Linked DNA regions of Homo sapiens: all the other regions are linked to region 1. The links are chromatin loops, found by intact Hi-C in ENCODE. Cell type or tissue: Calu3. All regions are shown on one strand.

Evidence for each region. Peaks named below come from ENCODE experiments on the same cell type or tissue, not always from the same donor. Only the 100,000 strongest peaks of a DNase experiment are listed, where the experiment ranks them.
Region 2: a loop joins it to region 1, with 4 times the contacts of the local background. A loop is called at or near these places in 21 of 110 quality-filtered maps.
Region 3: a loop joins it to region 1, with 4 times the contacts of the local background. A loop is called at or near these places in 22 of 110 quality-filtered maps.

What each region holds. Positions count from the first base shown.
Region 1 is chr7:22,443,138-22,445,637 of GRCh38, reverse strand. The region is part of intron 4 of STEAP1B (STEAP family member 1B); the gene reads left to right. Among named protein-coding and RNA genes, the nearest start is that of STEAP1B, 56 kb to the left of the region's middle. In Calu3, no CTCF peak of the experiment used is centred here; DNase peaks (open chromatin) are centred at 27, 947 and 1,957.
Region 2 is chr7:22,345,655-22,348,154 of GRCh38, reverse strand. All of the region lies in intron 1 of RAPGEF5 (Rap guanine nucleotide exchange factor 5), which reads left to right. Among named protein-coding and RNA genes, the nearest start is that of RAPGEF5, 10 kb to the left of the region's middle. In Calu3, no CTCF peak of the experiment used is centred here; a DNase peak (open chromatin) is centred at 1,554.
Region 3 is chr7:22,350,526-22,353,025 of GRCh38, reverse strand. All of the region lies in intron 1 of RAPGEF5 (Rap guanine nucleotide exchange factor 5), which reads left to right. Among named protein-coding and RNA genes, the nearest start is that of RAPGEF5, 5.4 kb to the left of the region's middle. RefSeq lists enhancers at 805-854, 1,145-1,254 and a silencer at 2,045-2,174. In Calu3, no CTCF peak of the experiment used is centred here; a DNase peak (open chromatin) is centred at 1,505.

The DNA of each region.
Region 1 (2,500 bases):
CCAAATCCCCATTCAGAGGTGGAGGGCGGGAAGCCAGGCCCAGGCTCGGATGTACCCTGAAGAGGTGCAGGTGCTTCCCGCTGGCCTCCGCCCCTCAGCTGTGGGCTCCCAAGTGAAGCTGGCTGCCAAGAGGAGTATTTATAGCTGCCTTTGCTGGCCAGTTCCTGCCCGGTTCTCACAAGGCTGCCGGCAGATCCCAGCACGACTGGCTGACAAGACGAGGGGAGGATGGGAGGCCCAAAGGGGCATGGCCCAGCTGTCCTCCCTGAAGAGTTGCAGATGTCAGTCCCCTTGATCTGAAGTTAGAAATACAATGCGGTTTACAGGAGGAAGACATGAAGGTCATGTGAAGAGATTTCTCGCTGTTCTTCCACGGCTCCAAATCTGCTGTTGGCCCAAGAGAACCCACCACAAAGAGGTCTGTGCTGTCATCTGCAGAGCTGATTTGTAATTACTCTGCTCATAATGCAGAAAAGTCTAGAAGCTCCCTCAGCCCCTGTTCCCAATGCCAACCCTGCCCAAAGGCCCTTTAAACTGAAACCGGCATCATTGTCCAAATTCTTCAGGTGAACCTGTCTTTAGAAACAATGGCCCTTTCTCTTTCTCATCCTCTCACTTAGGCCTCTGGGTTAGAGAAGACGACTGATCTAACAGCTCTCCTTGTGCCACGCGGACAGACCCAGAGCTCGCTCTGGTGACAGCAAATGCACACCTTGTGGGGGTGTCCAATTGTTGGCTTAGTGGGTCTCCAAACTCACGAAATAGAATACTGGGGAGCCCATGAAATACCTGATTGGTTTTTCACATGGGTAGGCTCCATACAGAGCACAGCTCATCAGCTAAAACCTCCAAGGTGAAATCATTAAATCTCCAGGGGAAAACCAACAAAACAGCAAGTGTTCCGGAAAGGGTTTCACTTCCTAACTGGCAGCGAGCCTGAGATCAAAACCTGTTACTCAGTGACAGATGAAATTCCTGCAAGAGGCACAATCCATGCTATTGTTCTGTCTGAGGCCCTTATTTCTCCCAGGGTTGCTGCGAGTGGCCAAGGCAGAGGCTCCCGGGCAGCCGATGGGACATTTTCTCCATGGGTTTGAGTAGTGTGTCTGCAAAGAGTCCATGGTCCCTGGAATCCCCATGATGGGTATAATTTCAGAAAATTCATTTCTGAAAGCAGAAAGGAATTTATATTTTCTTTTTACTTTTTTTTTTTAAAACAGGGAAACAGGCAAAATAGAAGGACGCATAGTTAGAGGTGATTGAAGTCAGGGTAACGGCTAGAGCCAGGCAAACAAGAATAGTCCTCACCAATCCTGCTCACGCCCTCTCAAGCTGCCTTGCACAGTGCTGTGTGCTTTCCATATGTTATCTCATTTAGTCCTCACAATAGCCCAATGAGGGAGGTACAGGTACCCTCACTCCTTTGCAGCAGAGGAAACTGAGGCCTAGAGACGTTAAAGGTCTTGCTCTTTGTCCTAGGATGAGGATGGCAGATTTGGAATTCAAACCCACTCCCTCTGCAGGGATCCTTTAACTAAAGCCCTGAGCGTGACTCTGTGGAGAGACAGGCCCACTGGCTCTGGGCTTCTCCAAGAACTCATCAGGCTGTGGTGGTCTCTGGCTTCCTTATATCACACAGATGTGGAGAAACCAGGGCAGTGGGACTCAGCACCCCCTGAGGGTCAGTTTATGGGGACAGCCTCTTGGGCTGGACATCACCTTCAGCTGGACCTCAGCTCCTTCTCTGGCCCAGAGCTTGTTCAATTGGGTGATTTTTGTGGCACTTTATGTAGGTCAAAGTCCTGGTGGCTCCAGCCGAGTGGAAGTGTTTTTGCCTGGCTCTTAGGTGATGGGGCAGGAGGGAGCTGAATGCAGAAAAAGGAGCTGGCATGTGCCAGCTACCATGACAGCCAGCAATGCTGTGCTGTTGTCCTGCCATCCACGTGCAGTTTCCTTTCTCCGATGACTCCTGGTGGGAGGAACTGACTATGTACAGTGTGCAAAGGGCATAGCAGTGGCGGAAGTTATGTTTCTTGTAATTGGAGATCTTTGTGGTCTGGAATGATCATTTTGTGTGTTTTCTCATCAGATAGGATAGATTGCTTTAACGTTCAGCCACACCCAGAGACAGCTTTTCCTTCCTGGACTACCCATGGTCTTTCATTTTACAAGTTGCTTAGATGAGATTTTCACTTACGTCTTCCTTGTTTACTGTTATAGCTCTAAGGTCCAGCACAGTTCCTGGCATACAATGGGTGCTTAATTAATACCTATTGAAGTGATTGATTAAATGAATTCCTGAATAAGTGAATCAGTTACCAATTAATCTTGGGTCCTTGATTCCAGAACATACCAAAGAACATGATACTAGGATTTTCTCTGGGTCTTTAAAAAGGAATGTCACTTTTCTTGTTGTTGGGAAGCATGTCAGTTTGGGTCCTGCAAGAAGCAGATGGTAGAACAGAGTTGTTCCAGGAGATTTATTGTGGTAAACACCTGC
Region 2 (2,500 bases), 97 kb after region 1:
ATCTCATTTCAGAGGGCTTGTGGATGTTCTGAAGCCTGTGCCACAAGACCCCTGGTTAGAAAGTGCTTCTCTAACTTGCCTTCCAGAAAGCAGCATCATGGTTTTACAATTATTTTACCTTTTCTCTCCTTTTCCTCTAAAAACTTGATATAAGTACTCATTCAGTTGCTAGTAAATTTTTTTTGAATCAAAATATTTTACTGGTGTTGAATTGGAAATCATTCACCTCCAAATATAGCAAATGCTTCGGTAAGCCCTGGTAGGTGGTGGTGCTGAAAATGATGATAACTATTAATATTTAACAAATCCTAATATAACATTTATCATATCAGGTTGTTTGAAGTACTTTAAGAACAGTAACTCATTTAGACCTGGTAACAACAATCTTATGTCGCAGATGGTCTCATGGTCTTCTTTTCCCGAAGAGAAAAATGAGGCATAGGTTGAGTTGCCTAAGATCACCCAATAAGAGAAGGAGTCAAATTTGAACCCAAGAAGGCTGACTCCATATTATACAGTCTAACACTTCTTCTGCATCCTCTCTCTAAATAAGATAATTAATGTATGTCCTTGATTAGAGTCTCTTTTTTTTCATTTTGACACTTTCAAAATTGAGATGTATCTTACGGTTGCTGTGATCATTTGAAGAAGTACTTACTGTTTTGCTCCCTATAAAGCTATTATTAAATTGATGGTATATCTTAAAATTATTGGTGTCCTTGAATAAAGGAACTATGGTAAGCCATGTGTTTTATTTAAAAAATATAGCTACATAGTTTATAGAAATATCATAGTAAATCACAGCTTTAACATGGGGTATACAAACAATCCCAATTTATTTATGAAGTGGGAAAAATGTAAATTAAGATTATATTAACAATCTATATGAACACTGATATTGCTTAGGTAATGATCTAAATGTGAGAAGAGAATAAATTTAAATTTTTTCCTACAAAAAGCATTAATAGCCTTAGAGTAATGTTGAAGGTGGAAGAAACCAAAATTGTAAGTGGGGGCAGGGGGTTAAAATATATATATGTGTGTGTGTCTGTGTGTGTATATACATAATTATCAGTTTTCTTACAGCTTTTTTTAGGAGAGCAAAATTTAAAAGTTAAACTTTCCATATAAATTTCCTAAAACTGAGAACCATGAATATAACTAAATGACATTAGATATAGACATGCCTTTGAGTCACTGTAATTTGTATAGTGAGTTGGCAGATCTTACCTTCTGTGACTCAGTTAATCTGTTTTGTATTCATCTGCTTTGTTCATGGGACATTGACTTCTTGCTTATAAAATCCTTTTCATTTTGTACTGTTTGTATTATCTGTAGAGAAAATATCATTCAGGACTTCTACCAAGGCAAAACAAATCTTTACTAAAGTTACAATTCTGAAAACCAGGGTTTTTGCATCCTAGTTGGTTGTCTTCCTGTATTTTTTTCCAACTGGTCTAGCAACTTAAACTCAGTCCATTGGTGGTTTTGTTGTTCAGTTGAATTTGACCTTGTCAAATCATTTACCTGCAGCTGTTATGAGGTGTACATGCAAATACTTGTGATTGCCTAACACTTAGGACTTTGGTGCTGACGGCAAATTTATTTTATCTCTCATTACTGTTGAGGGAAGTGAACAGCTTATCACTTCTGCTTGCTCTGACACTCTAAATGTTGACTGTAATGAACAAACACTGCAAATGGTTGACTCATTATATTGTGCTGTGAATTTGTACATAGGAATGAAATCTGCAAAAAAATTTTTTTTACGTTGAGAAGAGGATATAATAATAACTTTTGGAGATTAGGGGAAGTATGATGCCTGTTTCAATCTATTAAAATGCAGTTTGGCTGTGGGTGTAAGAGAACATTTTTTAAAATGAGCTTACCACTTAAGGGCTGCATGACCTGGAGTAAATCAAATAACCTCTGTGAGTCTCTGTCTCTAAAATGGAATACCAGTATTCTATCATGGGAACCAATGGTGGGATAGGGAATCAGGTTTTATTTCTTGTTCCTTGTCTGGCCAAGGTCCAAGCAGTGTTCTGTGTTGAGATGACACCTCAACCAGTAGGACACTTTGGGGTGAATCTTAGACAAATGGAAAGATGGGTGTTTAATATTAACCACATCTCTTCAGTTGGAGAGGGAGAAGTTAATGCATTAGCAGAGGGAGCATTTGAAAATGGGAAAGGGATCTAATTAAATCAAGAATCTGTCATATCAAAAGAGTAAAAAGAACACATCTATAAATCTGTTTCTAGAAGATTAAATGGTTTGTTTGGCCATAAACAGAATTCTAGGAGAGGTGTCAGAAGAGTACTTAGTGGCAGCAACCCTATGTGTCTGTCAGAGATCTTACCAGGTGGTTTTCTCTTCTTTTGGGTACTGTTTAAGCATTCAAATTTCCCACTGCTCTTGGCACATAACTCTCTAAAAAAAAAAAAAAAAAAAAAAAGCTGCCTAGACATGTTCTAATCTACCTTGAGTATCTCAAATG
Region 3 (2,500 bases), 93 kb after region 1:
ATCGTGAGACGCATAATGTCTGGATATCTCTCTTTTTGAGATGGAAAGATTGATTCGTGAGTTTAGGTAGTGTCACTTAGCTGTCTGTCTTCTACTTAATGATTTTAGTATCACAGATCGTTGTAGCCTAGATCCTTTTCATTAGGGGTTGCAAAATGGTGATGATCTAAATCCATCATTCTTCTTGCATTTATTAATTGGAATTCGGTCTGTAAAGAACTTTCCCTCATAAATTATTTAGGTCTCCTGAAATTCACAATGTGCAGGATAGACAGGGAAAAGTCTTAATTTTTTCCTTTTACCAACTATCAGAGTAATGATTTGGTGCTTTAACAATCTCCAGTGAGAACCAGTGAGTTTTTCTTTTTTAAGTGTCATTAAGAACTTATGAATCTTAATGTATTTGTTTCTGTCACTTCAGTCAATATCCTTTTTGGTGCTTGGTTTATCTTTGTCTCCTGTATACTTTTTAAATGGCCAGTAAACTCAAATACCTTTCTTACTTTTCTGACGCAAGATATTCTAAGTGCATCTTGTCCATAGTCTGCTGCTCCCGACCTGAAACCCTGAAATCAGCCATTTTCCCAAGGAGCATTGATGAATTTTTTTTTTTTAAACTGACAATCGTTCATTTCCCCATCTTTTACCTTTCTTAGTGGTTGCATTATTTTTCCCTTGGTCTTAAGCCTCCTACCTTACTTTTTTGTATCTTTTTAAGTCTTTCTCATCAGGTTGTTTCTAAGACTGATATTTTCCCCCTAATAAAAGAACTGATAACAGCTATTCCCTTTTTCTGTATATACTGTCAAAATGCTGGGACTGACTTATTTTGGGCTTTGGCTGCTGTGATGTTTTCTGCAGCCTCTGCCACTGTCTTCAACGTCTTGGTATCTGTTTCATTTACAGCAGCCAGAATGATTCACCAGTTGTGCCAAATTGCTCACCAAAGACCTTCAGTGATTCCCAGCTTTTGGATTGGTCATCAGAAGGGCCTAATTCTCTTTAACCACCCTTCACTAGCCAGGGTTCTTATGGCCTGTGCTCTTCAAAATTGAGAAACTGGGAAGAACAGCTGGTAGCCCTCTGAATGAAGTTCTCTCTTTTTCTTTGCCCAGATGATTCCGTCTCAAAAAGGAACAAAGTATCCCTTTCCCTTTGTACAAGCTGGAGTGCTTTAGCTCTGACTCAATACCCTCCTCTGCTAGAAACTTGACTTTATTGATTGAGAAATAGAAACCGATCCAAATTATATACCAGTATGCCCAATGTATCGCCGTTTTAGGCACCTATTTTACAGGCAAAGCATGTCATTTATTCTTTGTGTTTAAATTGAAATCAATGGCTAACATCATAGCACTTAATTATGTACCATGCATATTCTGATATAAACTTCAACTCTCACTACAAGCCTATGAGCCTATGAGTTAGATGCTGCTATTTGCATTCCACAGATGAAGAAACTGAAACACAGGTGTAATTTGCCCGAGGTTACAGAGTGTGTGCCAGAAGGGAGGTTTGCATCTATGTATCCTGTTTCCGTAGAGCCAAGTCCATGCTCTGAATTAACTTTAGTTTTCCTCAAATGCATTGAGAGGGCAAAGGGTCTATTTACTCTAAACTGTGATAGCCTTATAGTACCTGCTGATATTATCTTACCACTCTGAGAGAGGTAAATAAATGCCATTAATAATGTCAGACTTTTCACTTTTATTTGGGCACACAGAAGCTTATTATTGACATATTGGGTTTAGGGGAAGTGGGGAGAAGCATTGTGGTTATAGGCGAAAGGTAACTAATGTTTACTTAAATTAAAAATAGCTCAAGATCAGCCTGGGCAACAAAGCAAGACCATGTTGCTACAAAAAACAAACAAACAAACAAACAACTAAAATACAAAACAAAACAGCATCCATGTGTCATAAGCAAAATCAGCCATGCTCACTTGATCAAGGTCAATCCAAAAACCTTGTGAATTCACCCAGCTTACTTTGTTCTCATCTGCTTATGGCAGCCAGAAGATAAAGGCCATTAAGAGAGGCATGCATCTGCCAGGAAGGGTGAGTCAGATCAGATATGAGGGACACATAGTGAACTTATTTGAGAAATATTGACTTCACTGCCTCTGCTTGCTGACAAACTACTATCCTGATCCTTGGTGTAAAACTGTGTTAGCTATGGCTACAGATAAAATAAAGCTCTGTGGATGCCAACTTCAAAAATATTTATTTGGGAAGAAGGAAAAGAAACTGTAGATTCATTTAATTTCGTGTGAATTCTAGCAAAGGAACTCAATGGCAAGTTAATATTTTATTTACTTATTTCTTCCTTTCCCTCCCAACCCCCACACTTTGGTGACATAATTAGATCCCAGGAAAAGACACAGGCTGTGGCTTCAGAGTGGGTTTGAATCCCAGTGCTATCACTTATTATCTTTGCATTAGTTATTCTCTGAGCATTCTGAGCCTCAGTGTCTTCCTCTGTAATGACATACACAGTGGAT